2 separate regions of the Homo sapiens genome follow, and region 2 is linked to region 1. A link is a loop called in an ENCODE intact Hi-C map of the cell type or tissue named here. Cell type or tissue: mammary epithelial cell. All regions are shown on one strand.

Region 1 (8,000 bases):
ATGGTGGCGCGTGCTTGTAGTCTCAGCTACTCAGGAGGCTGAGGCAGGAGAATTGCTTGAACCCGGCAGGCGGAGGTTGCAGTGAGCCGAGATCGTGCCACCGCACTTCGGCCTGGGCGAGTGAGACTCCGTCTCAAAAAAAAAAAAAAGAAAAGAAAAAGAAAACTGCCCTGGTGGCCACTGATGGAGAAATGGAGGGACAGAGGCCAGGGAGGGAGACTCTCGCTGGGGCATGGAGGGCTTCCGGGCAACAGTGCAGCCCAAACAGAGTGGGCCTTGGCCAGAGGTGGACAAAGCCAGATGCTGAGGGTGGGGTGGGCACAGCGAGAGGCAGCCACACTAGCTGCTCCCGCTGGGCCAGGCCTGGTGGATGGTGTCATCCTCCCTCACATTCCTGGATCTCAGGGACACCACTTCCCCAGGCTCAAGCAGCTGAGTCATGAGTGTCCTCCCTTCAGGGGACCCAGCCATTGGCTTGGGTAGATTAGTTCTGATTTAACCCCAAAATAATGACTTAGTGGCTTTCCTAACTGCAGCCAGCTTTGCAGGGCCTCCGAGCTTTCAGGCCACCTCCCCTCCCAGATGCCCTTGAGCTGGACCTGAGAAGACCCGCCCAGAGGAAGGCGAGGAAGACTCCACAGGGGTGACAGGGGCCCAGACACCCCCTATCTGCATCAGGACCCATGTGAGCAGAGCTCACCCTGTTGTCGCCCTGGGCACTGTGGCCATCTGCCAAGGGACAGATAGATGGACCTTCCTAGTCCTCAGGCCTCAGGCCATCCACAGGGTAAACCCACATCCACCCACATCTCCTGGAGCCTCCCCCGCCTGGGAATGGGAGCGAATGACCCCATCACACTGGTCTGATGGATGAGTGAGCAGCACCCAGGAGGCCGGACGCGGGAGGCTTGGCCTGGCCGGCAGGGAGTGGGCGCCCTGGGCTGGGACCGGGTTTCCTGCTCCCCTCTGTCTAGGCTTTTCCTGGGGGACCTGGCCTTGGAGGCCAGCGCCTGAGGGCCCCGCAAGACAGTCAGTCTTGCTGTCACTCCCAATGCCATCTTGTGTCCCCTCTCCCCAGACCCCTCTGCTCTGGGAGACTGGTGAGTGAACACCTCGTGAGGTGCATCCTGTGTGGGCAGGATTCCGACCAAGTGCTCCGACGTGGAAGGAAAGAATGCACACTCAGGCAATCTGGGTGTGACCACCTTGCTGTCCTGCGATCTAGGGGATGAGAGGAGGTGACAAGGCCCAAGGGGGTCATGCCGCAGACATGCCCAGGCCCGGCCTGTGTGGTCAGCTGAGGGTCCTTTAGCTGCCCGTCTACTGTCCTCAGGTAGGATGCCTCGTGCTGGGAGCCAGGCCGCCCAGCACCCTTCCAGCCTCTGCTGACTCCAGCTGTGTGTCGTCGGGCATCTTACTCAACCTCTCTGTTTCTTGTCCTTCTGCGCCTAGGGTCATGATAGACCTTGCTTCCCAGCAAGCATGGAAGAGGCTGCGAAGAACAGCTGGTGCCCAGGAAACTGGGAAGCCCTGGCTAGGTCTCAGTGCTGTGGCTGCTGGTGTTCACACCATGGGCCAATGCTAGGGATTCACAGAGGCAGGGGATGGGGTCCCTGCTCCAGGGTTCTCCCAGTCTGAGGGGCAGACATGTGACTGATGTCAACTCTCCTGGGTGGCCTGGGGTGAGAGAGAGTGACTCATCCCTGGGTGCCTTGGGGACGGTGGCCCTAGGAGGGGACTCCCCTGGCCCTGAAGAGTTGTGTGGCATCCCAGGTAGAGGGGCTGGAGGGGTAAAGCCCACCGCCATGCTCCGAGCACGCTGAGGGCTTGGTGTGAGAGTGTGGTGGATGTGGGTTGGGTGGGCTGCGAGGCCTCCAGCCTCCCACCTGCCTGCCTTTATTGATTTCCAGGGATTCAGGACCTCAGACGCTGGGCCGGTGACAGGCCCCTGGGATTCTGGTCGCAGTCCAAAGGGTCTCTGGCCACCCTGGGCCTGATCAAGTCCTCCCTCTATCTGGATCTATTTCTCCGTCACCAAAAGTTGGCACTTGGGTTTAGTGGCTGACAGCCCTTCTGATTCTAACAGGAAGTGGCTCTGCAGGGTTCCGTCACGCACGCGCTGTGCTGGGGGTCCAGGAGAGGGCTCTAGGAGTCGGACGGTTGGTGGGGGAGGATGGAGTCTGGCTGCAGAGCCCAAGCATGTTTTGTGGGGGCCCGGCGGGTGAAGGGTGTCACAGCGATGGAGGTGCAAGGTGATAGATGAGAGAGGCAGTCCCAGCACAGGAACCCAAGCAGGCAGCACCTGCATGGCATGGCTCTCCCGCCCTCCATTCGCGGGGCGGCCTCCCATCCTCCATTCTGATGGTGACATTGAAAATGAAACGCCAGGACCCCAGCACCTGCATGGTGTGGCCCTTCCGTCCTCCATTCTTTTTTCTTTTACTTTTTTCTTTTTTTTTTTTTTTTTGAGACAGAGTCTTGCCCTGTCGCACAGGTTGGAGTGCAGTGGTGTGATCTCAGCTCACTGCAACCTCCGCCTCCCGAGTTCAAGCGATTCTTCTGCCTCATTCTCCCAAGTAGCTGAGACTACAGGCACCTGCCACCATGCTTGGCTAATTTTTGTGTTTTTAGGAGAGACGGGGTTTCACCATGTTGGCCAGGCTGGCCTCGAACTCCTGACCTCAGGTGATCCGCCTGCCTCGGCCTCCCAAAATGCTGGGATTACAGGCATGAGCCACCACGCCCGGCCTCCATCCACCCTTCTGATGGTGACATTGGAAATGCCAGGACCCCAGGGGTTCAGGTGGCCAACCCAGCTTCCAATCCACCCGTGTAGCCCCATGTGCCATGCCTTGGGTAGGTTGCCAGGGTTCTGAGCCTCTCCCTCCTTGTGTGAAAGCCCCTCTCCTGGATCTGGGCAGAGGGTGTGCACAGCCTCTGGAAGTGGCCTGGCGGGCGTGGGGGCTCAGTGAGCACAGGGCCTGGGCTTGCAGGTGAAGCCCGAGGAGGTGGTATGGCTCCACCTGGCTGCCCTGGGGACCCAAGGTGCGGGCATGGGCACTGGCCCTCTGCCCCAGGAGAACGGCTGCCGGCCTTGACATCTTGGCGCCTCCCCCGCTCCCTCAGCCCTGTCCCCTGCACCTAGGGCCCTGTAGGGGCATCCCAAACTGGCACCTTATTCCCGTGAACTGGGCCCTTCTCTTCAGTTTCCCTCAGTTAGGAAGCCAGGTCCCGTCTTTCTTTCTTTCTTTTTTTTTTTTTTTTTTTGAGACAGTCCAGCTCTGTCGGCCAGGCTGGAGTGCAGTGGCATGATCTCAGCTCACTGCAACCTCCATCTCCTGGGCTCAAGCAATTCTCCTGCCTCAGCCTCCTGAGTAGCTGGGATTACAGGTGTGTGCCACCATGCCCAGCTAAGTTTTGTATTTTTAGTAGAGACAAGGTTTCACCACGTTGGCCAGGCTGGTCAAGAACTCCTGACCTCAGGTAATCCGCCCGCCTCGGCCTCCCAAAGTGCTGGGATTACAGGCGTGAGCCACTGTGCCCGGCCACCAGGTCCCATTTTAGTGACCACCCCCACACCCCGAAGAATAATAAGCCTCGACCTTCCCCACCCACTCCTCCCCTCCTAGAGCCTGAAGCCCCAGGTGGCTGTTGACTGGAGGGGAGGGGAGCACTTTCCACTGGAATATCTGACTTCAAACCTCTCCGGCCCCAGCTTCCTGCAGGCTCTGCCCCCTGAAACTGACAACCCAGCTGTGAAGCGGCAAACATGATCATCCCTCTCTTGTGTGTGGGAGGGGTGAAGATTCAATGAAATATCACAAGTGACACTCTCACCCAGGGCTCCCAGAGAGGGTGGCCCCAGCCCTACGACACCCATGGCCCCAGGGGAGCTCATGACTTTGAGGGTGTCGGTGACCCTGGGGGTGCCCTGGCTCTGGACTGGGCCACCATGTGTCACTGCAGCCACCAGGGGGCAGCAGAGGGGAGCTGTTCTGCTTTCAGGAGCTGGTGCCTGTGCTTCCTGCAAGGAGGGGGGACAAGAAGGCCCCCGGGGTCACTCGAGGCCAGCAGAGGAGTCCAGACTCCGATCCCAGCTCCACTGCTGCCTCCCGCACGCCTGGAGCCAGCCCGGCCCTCATCTGTGCACGCAGGGTGTGCTGCACCCCACCAGGCATCTCCAACTCGGAGATTCAGCTGCAGCCCTGGCCGTCAGACCCACGGGCCCTGAAGTCCAGGGGGCCCTCTCGCCCGCCTCCTGTCTGCAGATGGGGAAATTGAGGCCCAGCCAGGGCAGGGGATTTGCCGACGTTTCGCAACAAATTCGAGTCAGAAATAGGCCCAGCTGGGCCTGCCGGCGCGGAGGCCCGCTCGGGACACTGCTGGCCAACGCAGGGCCCAGCACGGTCCCAGTCACACCCACAGCAGGGTCCTGCCAGCCTTCTCCGCTCTCCCCTGGGGGAAGTGACCCTCCTCCACCTCCCAGAGCCCACGTGAGTCCGCAGGAGGCCCCCCTGGGCCAGGTGCCAGGTGCCGAGTGGCTGCCTCCAACTCGGGGGCTGCTATGCAAGGATGTTTCCAGTTCTCCGGGTCCTTCCTTCCACCTGGGAGGTCCGGGGCTGCCGGGCCATGCTGGTCCCTGTGGCCCTAGGGCCCGCCCAGCGCAGGGCCTGGCAGGGAGAGGGGGAAACGTGGGTGAGGGAAGTGAGTCACCCCTTGGGACACTTCCCTGCTCAGTTCCTGCCTCTCAGCAGCTTCTGCGAGGCAGGTCACACCTGCAGGGGAGCCTGGCAGCGCTAGGAGAGGCAAGGGGTGGGGGTGCCGCCTTTTCATGGGGCCAAGAGGGGCCCTGAGAGGGACACCGGGTGGACAGCCCCAGGGGCCTCCTTGCTCGGCCAGCCGGCATCTCCCCCTGCTCCCAGCATAGGAGGGCCGGTGGCCTGAGTGCTCTGCTCCGTGCCCGGAAAAGACTCATGTTCCAGGAAAAAGCCGCTTGGCAGGTCGGAGCAAGCTCATGGTGCTGTTCCCAGACCCGATGCGATGCGTGTGGAGGGAGGCCTGCCCTTGCCCCCAGGGCTGCAGGGCGAGAACAGACCTTGATTCCTGCTATAACCCTGGGCACGGCCTCTGTTTCTCCGCGTGTGCCCGGGGGCGGCGTGTTCTCAGGGCAGGGGCCTCTAAGGATCAGAGTGAGGCTGCAGGCCCAGGCTGAGGCCTGCACCACCTCGGCCGGGAGATGAGTAAATGTCTGGGTCCCCCTGGCCACTCCAGAGTGAGGCCGCCAAGCCTCCGGCCTGAAGTCCGGCTCCTGTTCTCAGCCTGCCAGGCCCTTGTGCGGTGGCGTCGGGCAGGCAGGGCAGGGAGGCCACGGCAGCCATCTTCCCGGGGAGCTGGGGCCTGGCCAGCAGCGTTTCCCAGTGGCCTCCTCCTGTGCTCCGAGCTGCATTACCTCATCGGGAAGCCATTCCAGAAAGGAGCTGCGGAGCCCCTGGGAGTGGGAGTGGGGAGAGCTGCGTCAGCGCCCTCCTGGCAGCCTCGGTGCCAGACGAGGGCAGGCGTCACGCCTCCGGGTGTCTGCCTGCCGAGCGACTGCTGGGAGAGCAGCTGGCTTTTGTCAGCGTTTCGGGGTGACCGGGCTGGGCTGCAGCAGGCAGGTGGCGTGGCACGGCCCATGGCCGGCCAGCTACCAGGTGGGCAGAGGATCTATTTCAAGAGCCGGAACCAAATGGCCAGGCATGAGGGGAAGCCAGGTGCAAACTCAGTGGCAGAGACCAAGCCCTGACCCCGCAGTCCCAGGCCTCAGTTTCCCCTCAGGCCAGCCCTCCTCCCAGCACCTGTCCTCTGCTTCCTATAGCCACAAAGAGCACCAGACACGAGTGAGCAGGTGACTACACTCCCTGCTGCCCGCTGGTGTAAGCCAGAGGCCCTGCCACCCACAGCTGGCCTCCAGAGGCCTTTCTGGACCACAGGGTCAGGGCTGAGAGGGGTGGGGGTGGCAGGGGCAGCTGAGGTGCTGGAGAGGGAGGACAAGCTTCCTGCCTGTGGAGGAGACAAGGGCAGCTCCCAACCCTGCTCCTAGCCTTCCTGCCAAGTTTGGATTCCAGAAACACCTCTTGGTGCCTCAGTTTTCTCATCTGTTTTGTGTGTGTGTGTGTGTGTGTGTGTGTGTTTTGTAGATAGGGTCTTTCTCTGTCACCCAGGCTGGAGTGCTGTGGTGCGATCATGGCTCACTGCAACCTCTACCTCCTGGGCTCAAGCAATCCTCCCGCCTCAGTCTCTCGAGTAGCTGGGACCACAGGTGCACACCACCATGCCTGGCTAATTTTTGTTTGTTGGTTCATTTTTGTAGCGACAGGGTCTCCCTATGTTGCCCATACTGGTCTCAAACTCAGCTCAAGTGATCTGCCCGCCTCAGCTTCCCAAAGTGCTGGGATTACAGGCATGAGCCACTGCGCCCAGCCCGGCTTTCTCATCTGTAAAATGGGTTGACAATGCCCACCCAGATAATGGTTGAAAGGACTCGTGAAACCACGTAGGAGGCACAGGCAGACAGGCACTTGTGGGGGTCCATGAATGAGCCTCAGTGCCAGCTCCCCCAGGCCAGCTTCCAGCCTTCACACTGTCTGGGCCAGAGGAGTCTTCCTAAAACAGAGGACTGTGTGGAGCACTTCTCCACAGAGAAGCCTCTTGCCTCAAGTCAGTGACACTGTCCTCCAGCCCCACCCAACTGTACATGTGCCCAAGCTCATCATACTTTTCCTCAAACCCTGTCTGTCAGGAAAACTCCTACTCACCCCGCAAAACTCCATGTGAGATGCCCACTCGCTCATCTAAAATGCCTCACAGGATTACTCTAAGAACCAAAGAAGAATATACATGTGTGAACACATGGGCATGGTTGCCAAGTGAGGGGCATCACATTCATGACTGTCCCCATTACTTATTAGAGCAACCATAACCAAGAATGCAGCGGTGGGCAGGAAGTGTTACTGGGGATAGGAATTAGCAGGAAGTTTTTCTGGCTTGGAATTTAAGCCCAACTTTGGCAGATGGCAGAATTTTCAGAGAGGAAAGGAGGAAATTGGAGGCTAGTGTGGCAGTGTTAAATATGGCTGCAAAGTCCTTGGTCCTTCTCCCATTGAAGCGTGGGCCCTATGGCCTCTCCTCTTGAATCCAGGTGGGCTTGTGACTACTTCAGCCAAGACAATGCGGCAGAAGTGTTGTTGGGTAACTTCCAAGGCTCACTCATAAAAGACCATATGGCTTATAACTTGGAGTCCTAAGTTGCCATCTAAGAAGGAAGTTCAACAACCTGAGACTTCCATGCTGTGAGGAAGCCCAAGCTCCATGAGGAGTCACATGGGGGTGCACTGGTTGACAGTTCCAGCCTTCCAGCCAGCCCAGCCCAGGCACCAGCCATGCGAATGCAGAAGCCATCTTGGAAGTGGATCCACCAGCAGCAGGTGTCCCGGCCCCCAGCCATTTGAGTTGTCTCGGGTGAGCCACTGAACCACACAGAGTAGAGTGGAGTTGTCCCTACTGTGCCCTTTCAGGACAGAATTCCTGAGCGTAATAAAGTGGCTGTAGTTTTAGTCACTGTTTTGGGGCTGTTTGTTATGCAGCACTAATTAACTAGAACAGGTGAGAAGATCAGAACTTCCTGGTGCTTAAAGCCAGCCACACAGCCCCTCGAAGCAAGATTGTCTTAATCTGGAAGTCAGTCCCAAGAACAGGTTCTCCCCAGTGCTCTCAGCATTCCCCACCCCAGCCTGGCCCATAAGCAGTGCTTGGGGCATGCGGGGTTGCTGGAGCACTCCCAAGCCACTCCCAACACCTGGAAGGAGCCTCCCCTCCTCAGGATTCTCAGCGGCGTTTGCAGCTTGGATGACTGTGGACCCAGAAGCTCTGGGGAGTTATCCAGGTTCTATGTGGCATGAGTATCCCTCTGTGCCTCAGTTTTCCACCCATGGAATAGGGCACGAAACTCATAATCTCTCTGA
Region 2 (8,000 bases), 310 kb after region 1:
CCGAGTACAGGTTCTTTTTTGGGACACCACTATATTTTAAGATTAGCTTGTGCTGGTTGTACAACATAACAGATCTACTAAAAACCACTGAAGTATACTGTTTAAAATAGTGAATTTTATGTTATGAGAAGTATCTCAGTTTTTAGAAATGCTATAAAGGGAAAAAGTTACTGCTGCGTCTTTACCACTCTGAGCTTCTATTGCTGTTACCTTATTAACTCTCCTGTTATAAGGGGGCTATTTATGTAAGTATAAATTAGTTCCATGAATGCCCTTGTCCCTAAATATGTCAAGAACTTATTTTTTGACTCTGCTGGCCAAAGAAAATGGCTTTCAGTACTAGACCAAGAAGATTTATTGCAATTGAGCAGCTTCTCTGGTAGAGATGACCATTTAATGGATGAGTCCTTTCTGTACAGCATTTTAAAATTTGTGTAACTAGACCAGCTTTCTCATTATCATTCTTAAATAAGGATCCTGACTGGGGAATGGCTTTAGAGAACCTCTCTCCTATTAATGATCTGTGTAGGTATCATTTGATGCTGTTTTTAATGAGGAAGCAAAATCCATCATCACTTATGTCCATAGTGATTTGGTGGAGGATGCGAACTGCTTGCCCTGTTCCCTTCAATCTGGCTGATGAATGGAGGGGCATGTGTAGCACTGGGGAAGATGGGGCCTAGGCTCGCTCTGAATGGAAGCCTGAGTATCTCTGTACATTGTTAAGCACTAGACAGTTCTCACAGTTCAAATTAAAATTTTCAGCCCAAGAAAGAGATTCCAGCTAGTCCTTCCAGGACAAAAATCCCAGCTGAGAAGGAATCCCACCGGGATGTTCTCCCTGACAAACCTGCCCCGGGTGCTGTCAATGTGCCGGCCGCCGGAAGCCACTTGGGCCAGGGCAAGCGGGCGATCCCTGTTCCAAACAAGGTGAGTTGGCTGCTGGGGCCCAAACTTGTGGTTGCTGGGAATGAGGTGGCAGCTGTGTGTACAAGTGCTTTGGATTAAAATCCCAGCATTTTGGGAGGCCAAGGTGGGAGGATCACTTGAGCCCAGGAGTTCAAGACCAGCCTGAGCAACATGATGAAACCCATCTCTACAAAAAATACAAAAATTAGCTGGGCATGGTGGTGAGCAACGGCAGTCCCAGCTACTCAGGAGGCTGAGGTGGGATGATTGCTTGAGCCCAGGAGGTCGAGGCTGCAGTGAGTCATAATCACGCCACTGCACTCCAGGTTGGGTGACAGAATGAGACCCTGTCTCAAAAAAAAAAAAAAAAAAGAGGTGGAAAAGTTGAAAATACACCCACAAGAGGCAGCCTGCAAAATACATGCAAAGAATACTGGCTTCGCAGTGTGCACTGATGGCTAGCCTCTGCCCTGGGAGCTGTGTGGGTTGGGAAAAGTCAGCGTCTCGGAGCCCCAGTTTGTAGGTGGGGATATTCCGTTTCCCTCATGTAGAGTTCTTGAACAGATGACATGAGATGTTGATGTTTTGAAAACAGCAGCTGGGTGCAGTGGCTCACACATGTAATCTCAGCACTTTGGGAGGCTGAGGCGGGAGGATCACTTGAGCCCAGGAGTTTGAGACCAGCCTGGGCAACATAGTGAGGCCCCCATCTCCATTAAAAAATAAAAATCAGCCAGGCATGGTGGTGCATGCCTGTGGTCCCAGCTATTTGGGAGGTTGAGGTGGGAGGATTGCTTGAGCCCAGGAGGTCAAGGCTGCAGTGAGCTGTGATCATGCCACTGCATTCCATTCCAGCCTGGGCAACAGAGTGAGACCCTGTCTAAAAAAAAAAAAAAAAAAAAGGAAAAGAAAGAAAATTGCGGTTCCTCACAGGCATGGAGACTACCAGCCACATCTTTGCCACTTATTTTCTGGCATTGGCGGTAAACCAAGCTGTGTGTACTGGCAGTTCTTGTTAGAACTGCCCAAAGCTGGGCCCTGCAGCTGCTGACTCATGGGGTCTGGGTTGGGGCCCCAAATCTGCATTTCTGCTAGCTCCCTAATGTGGTCCTCATGCAGGGGTTTGAAGACTACACTTTGAGAAGTGCTGCTTGACTTTTTTCTTCTTTAAATTCAAGATGATAATTATTAGATTATTTTAAAATAGTAAAAACACCAACTTTTGTTGTTGTTGTTGTTGTTGAGACGGAGTCTCACTCTGTCGCCCAGGCTGGAGTGCAATGGCACGAGCTCAGCTCACTACAACCTCCACCTCCCGGGTTCAAGCAATTCTCCTACCTCAGCCTCCCGAGTAGCTGGGACTACAGGTGCCTGCCACCATGCCCAGCTAGTTTTTATATTTTTAGTAGAGACAAGGTTTCACCATATTGGCCAGGCTGGTCTCAAACTCCTGACCTTGTGATCCTCCGGCCTCAGCCTCCCAAAGTGCTGGGATTACAGGCGTGAGCCACCGTGCCCAGCCAAAAACCCCTTACTTTTGCAGACACAAGTAATAGGTAAATAACGAGATCTTTGCTGATTCTGTTTTTTCACATTTTGCCCCAGTTGGGGCTGAAGAAGACCCTGTTAAAAGCACCCGGCTCTACCAGCAATCTCGCAAGGAAGTCCTCCTCGGGGCCTGTTTGGAGCGGGGCATCCAGTGCGTGCACATCCCCAGCAGTGGGCAAAGGTGAGGCAGCCGGCATCATGCTTGGACCCACATCTGGCCAGGTGAGGCCTGGAGTGCTGCTCAGGCCTTGGAGACTGTTTCTGCAGAACCACTTAGGCTTGGCAGGACGTCCCGGAGGGCGTGCTGTGTGCGGTGGACCAGGCTGTGGACTGAGTTGCTGTACCTGCCCTCAGTGCCTCTGTCCCATGAGGAGGGCACACTCAGATGGGTGGCTTCAGTCTACGGGGTACACATGGCCAGAAAGCATGTATGATACCCCGTGCCTGAGAACATGGACACTGGAATCACCCTCATGTCCATGTCATGAGACACCAGTTTTAAAATAGGACTATTCCAGATAATGTAGGGCATATGGCCCCATAACTCCTGGGTGCCTGTTTAAATCCATGCTCCCACACCTGTTTGAGGTCAAGCCACATTTCAACCTTGCCAAGCCACAGCTGCCATCTAGTGGTAAGGGAAAGCCTTCGCCTTTCTGCTCTTCAGAGCGAAATCCTCTTCGAGGTGCATTGGCCATGTGGCGTCTCGGGGTCGTTCAGGGCAGCATGGTGTGGATTGTGTTCACAAAATGTAAAAAGTGGGCCGGGCGCAGGGGCTCACGCCTGTGATCCCAGCACTTTGGCAGGCCAAGATGGGTGGATCGCTTGACCCCTGGAGTTTGAGACCAGCCTGGCCAACATGGTGAAACCCTGTCTCTACTAAAAACACAAAAACTAGCCGGGCATGGTGGCGGGTGCCTGTAGTCCCAGCTACTCGGGAGACTGGGCCACGAGAATGGCTTGAACGCGGGAGGCAGAGGTTACCATGAGCCGAGATTGCATCACTGCACTCCGTCTCAAAAAAAAAAAAAAAAATGATAAGTGTGAACTCTCTAATCAGATTGATCTGATCTGGAATTCTGACTCTGCCATTCTGTGATTAAGAGAGGTTTGTGTCCTTATCTTTATAGACTGAGGTGATGACCTCCTGAGATCAAGCAATCCTCCCACCTCAGCCTCCTGAGTAGCTGGGACTACAGGCACATGCCACCACACCCGGCTAATTTTTGTGGGTTTTTTTTTTTTGAGATGGAGTCTCACTCTATTGCCAGGTTGGAGTGCAGTGGCGCAATCTTGGCTCACTACAACCTCTGCCTCCCGGGTTCGAGTGATTCTCCTGCCTCAGCCTCCCAAGTAGCTGGGACTACAGGCACCTGCCACCACGCCCGGCTAATTTTTGTATTTTTAGTAGTGACGGGGTTTCACCATGTTGGCTAGGATGGTCTCGATCTCTTGACCTCGTGATCCGCCCGCCTTGGCCTCCCAAAGTGCTAGGATTACAGGCACGAGCCACTGCGCCTGGCCCACATTTTTGTGTTTTTTGTAGAGAGGATGGTCTCACTATATTAGCCAGGCTGGTCTCGAACTCCTGGCCTTGAGTGATCTCTTGCCTTGGCCTCCCAAAGTGTTTGGATTACAGGCGTGAGCCACCACTCCTGGGCTAAAGTTTTTCTTTAAGAATCCTTTACCAGATCGTCTGCGTATATTGGTAGCTCAGTATGTATTACCCTAGTTTATCTGGTCTTCTATTTTAAATAGTGCTTATGGTTAATATGACGCAGCCTCCTTGTAATTTTAAAGGAATCAACCAGTAACAATTGCGTCTTTTTTCCTTGTTCCCTGCCCACCTCTGTGACCAGACAGGTGAGACATGTGACTAGACTATCCCCTTCCATCTGCTCAACTAATGTAGATTTCTCCTGCCAACATAATCAACGAAGATAGGAGAGCTTGAATTTATGCATGCTTATGTACATGTTAGTAATTATTTTGAGAATAAGTACCTTAGAATACACTCAGCTAAGCTAAAAGCTGCCTGAGCCATCCTGTGTTTGATGATGTTGCCTGAAGGGCTTATAGAATATTGTTAATGTGTCTTATGTTTAAGGTAGATATGCTAAAGACAGCATAACTTCTGTGTGTTTGTTAAATAGCTTCATACTTTTATAATAATGTGATTTTTGTGTGTATACCTTCTAGCTAAATCAAGTGAATTTGCAAGTATTCCTGCAAATAGCTCCCGGCCTCTGTCAAACATCAGCAAGTCAGGCAGAATGGGACCCGCCATGCTGCGGCCAGCTCTGCCTGCAGGCCCTGTGGGGGCATCCTCCTGGCAGGCCAAGCGGGTCGATGTTTCTGAGCTGGCAGCGGAGCAGCTCACGGCACCCCCCTCAGCATCCCCCACCCAACCCCAGACTCCGGAAGGTGGCGGCCAGTGGCTGAACTCCAGTTGCGCTTGGTCAGAATCTTCTCAATTGAATAAGACTAGAAGTATCAGACGGCGAGATTCCTGTCTAAATTCCAAGACAAAGGTTATGCCTACTCCTACAAATCAATTTAAAATTCCTAAGTTTTCTATTGGTGAGTAATAGATACATTTTAATGTGTCTTTAAAAAATACTGAAGAAATTGCATTTAAAGTTTTAAACAATTATTGATGGCATTGATGGTGTTTTTAGTTCTTTCCTCCAACAGTGCTTTCAGGTGTGACCCGCTGTCTTCTCGCCCACGTTGTTTTGGGGGGTCACTGGAGGCTCCCTGAATGTCTTACGTTCGTTCCTGTGTGTGTGACACCCCAATGCTCGTAGGCTGCTTGTAAGGTTTTCTCTTTAGTGTTACTGTCGGGAATTTGATTATTATGTGCTTTGAGGTGGCTTTCTTTGCCTTTATCCCGCTGAGGGTTTCTTAAGCTTCTTTGATCTGTGGGTTGGTTTTTTTCAGCAAATTTGGAAAACGTTGGCCATTATTTCTTCAGCTATCTTTTCCTCTTTCCACTTTATTTCCTAGGACTCTAATCACATCTATTTCAGGCCTCTTGACGTTGTCTCACAGGACACCGAAGCTCTGTTCTTTTTTTTATTTCAGCCTTTTTTCTTTTTCTTATCTTTTTTCTTTTCTTTCTTTCTTTTTTTTTGTTTTTTGTTTTTTGAGACGGAGTCTCGCTCTGTCACCCAGGGTGGAATGCAGTGGCGCGATCTCAGCGCACTGTAACCTCCACCTACCGAGTTCAAGCAATTCTCCTGCCTCAGCCTCCCGAGTAGCTGGGATTACAGGTGCCCACCACCACACCCGGCTAATTTTTTTTTTGTATTTTTGGTAGAGACGGGGTTTCGCCATGTTGGCCAGGCTGGTCTGGAACTCCTGACCTCAAGTGACCCACCCATCTCGGCCTCTCAAACTGCTGGGATTATAGGTGTGAGCCACCGTGCCCGGCCCAGCCTTTTTCCTTGAGCTACAGTTTGGGTAGTTTCTGTTGTCAGATATCATTTCTTCTGCAGTGCCTAACAGCTGTGAAGCCCATCCAGTTAACTTTGTTTCTAACATAATAGTTTCCCCTTATTTCTTCTCATGGTACTTGGGTTTTCTTTTACATCCTCGTGAGCAAATTGATAATGGTTTTAGGGTCTACGATTCTTCTCATACCATCTTCCCCATCATTTTGGGGTCTGTTTCGACTGACTAATTTTGTTTCCGGGTTTTGGCCTCATTTTCCTGCCTCTACATTTTTCACAAGTTTTTCTTGGTTGTTGGATATTGTCAGGTGTACACTTTTGAATGTCTGGATTTTGTTGTCTTTCTCTGAGGAGTTGGGTTGGGCTTGGCAGGCAGTTAAGGTGCAGATCATCCTTCCGAGGCTTTTTATGCTTTGAAGTGGTGGGTCTAGCATAGCCTTTCCGCCTCCCGCCACCGGCGTCCTTCCCAAGGCCTCTGCTGCACACCCGTGTGTCCCGCAAGGCCCGCGAGACCCCTGCACTCCTGCTGCTGCAAGATGACACCTTCTCGGCCCTGTGAGCTCCGCTCGTTGCTCCCTGGTAAGACGGCGGTTTCTCGGCCCTGTGAGCTCCGCTCGTTGCTCCCTGGTAGTTGCTCTTCTCTTGACCTTGAGGACTCCTGCCCTGCACCTGTGCACTGCCTGGTGCTCAGCCAGAGACTCGAGATTCCCTTGGGTTCCTAGAGCTCGTTCTGTCGGAGTAGCCCCCTCCTCTCTAGTTTCTGGCCCTCAGATTGCAGCCACCTCAGCCTCCTGAGCTCCAGCCACTGCCTTCTCCAGTCAGTGAGGCCACTGGCCCCAGCAGGTGTCTGGCCATTAGTGGGTGGGTGTTTGTAAAGTTTTCATGAATTTCTTGAACAATTGTGTGCAATGCAGAAAGTTCTCAGAGCTGACTTAAGGTGAGAGGAGCGTCCTGGCCTCCTCTGTCAGGCAGATCTGCCCTCTGGGTGCTTGAGGATTTTAAGTTCTGGCAGTGCCGGCCAGCACAGGCAGCCTGCAACTCCCAGAAACTGCATTCTGAGTCCTGCTGTAGGAACAAGCTGTTCTGCTGAGTGTCTTCTCTGTGCTGGAATGCTTTGGGGGACAAGGGACATCATGATAAGACAGACCTACTCTCACAGAATTTCTGTTTAATAGGAAAAGATACGAAATGTTATCAGATGAGCAGGCCTGCAGATCCTAGCACAACAAAGGGACTAAGGGAAGATGGTGTCCTGGAGCTGGCATGTTTGGGGAGGAATTTGCATCGGGTGGTTCTTTGGCAAAGATGGTCAGGAGGTGACACGGGACTGAGATCTGAACCAGGAGACTGAGGCAGCCGGTAGGAAAGTGCAAGGGGGAGCACTCCAGGCAGAGGCAACGGCAGGAGTGCAGAGGTCCTGGGGCAGGAAGGCGTGGGACGTGCTCTGGGAGCAGCATGGGGGCCGGAGGGTGGGAGTGCAGCCGCTGCGGTCGGGATTCTGCGTAGACGTGCGACAGCTGGTCAGTACTCCTTGGTGTCAGGGACCCAGGCTTACTCCATCCTGTGCTGCCGTGATGAGCTTCTCATCCTCATGGTCTAGTGTGGCTGCACCGGCTCTGGCCCTCATACCTCCCGGCAGGAAGCCTTCTTCTAGGTGAAGAAGAGCAAATCCCCACCTTTCAAGGACCCTCACTGCAAGTTGTCCCTGTGACTCCGTTTGTGTCCCATTGAGTACGACGCTTCCCTGCACAGGATGCTAGGACACGTTGTCTTTATTCCGCACACAGCTGAAATTTCTTACTGAGAAGAGGAAAGTTGCTGTTGAACAAAAACTAGCAACCTCAGCCAGTCAGTGACCGAGGGGCAGGGTAAGAAGAGATGAAGATGGAGGGGCAGCCCGAGGCCGGCTCCCAGAGCGCCGCGTGACCAGAGCGGACCCTGGAGTACCGTCAGTGCAGGAGGACGTGCATAGGAGAGATCAGAGCAGAGCGACTTGACCTTCAGAAGGTCCCTCCACAGAGGGAAGAGCAGAGTCTCTGGGCCGAAGAGTGGTGGGGAGGGTAATGCGGACCTGGCCCTCACTGTGTTGGG

What was found. Peaks named below come from ENCODE experiments on the same cell type or tissue, not always from the same donor. Only the 100,000 strongest peaks of a DNase experiment are listed, where the experiment ranks them.
Region 2: it touches region 1 in a loop (10-fold over the local background); 89 of 110 quality-filtered maps call a loop at or near these places.

Annotation. Positions count from the first base shown.
Region 1 is chr22:46,002,544-46,010,543 of GRCh38, forward strand. It overlaps the pseudogene LOC730668. Among named protein-coding and RNA genes, the nearest start is that of WNT7B, 29 kb to the left of the region's middle. RefSeq lists an enhancer at 3,734-4,725. In mammary epithelial cell, CTCF peaks have their summits at 3,965 (motif pointing right) and 5,615; DNase peaks (open chromatin) are centred at 4,048, 4,718, 5,008, 5,488 and 1 weaker place; H3K4me3 peaks cover 596 bases; H3K27ac peaks cover 2,171 bases.
Region 2 is chr22:46,311,376-46,319,375 of GRCh38, forward strand. GTSE1 (G2 and S-phase expressed 1) reads left to right here. Exons shown (of 12, transcript NM_016426.7): 5 at 766-930; 6 at 2,515-2,638; 7 at 4,657-5,037. Among named protein-coding and RNA genes, the nearest start is that of GTSE1, 19 kb to the left of the region's middle. In mammary epithelial cell, a CTCF peak has its summit at 3,092 (motif pointing left); no DNase peak of the experiment used is centred here.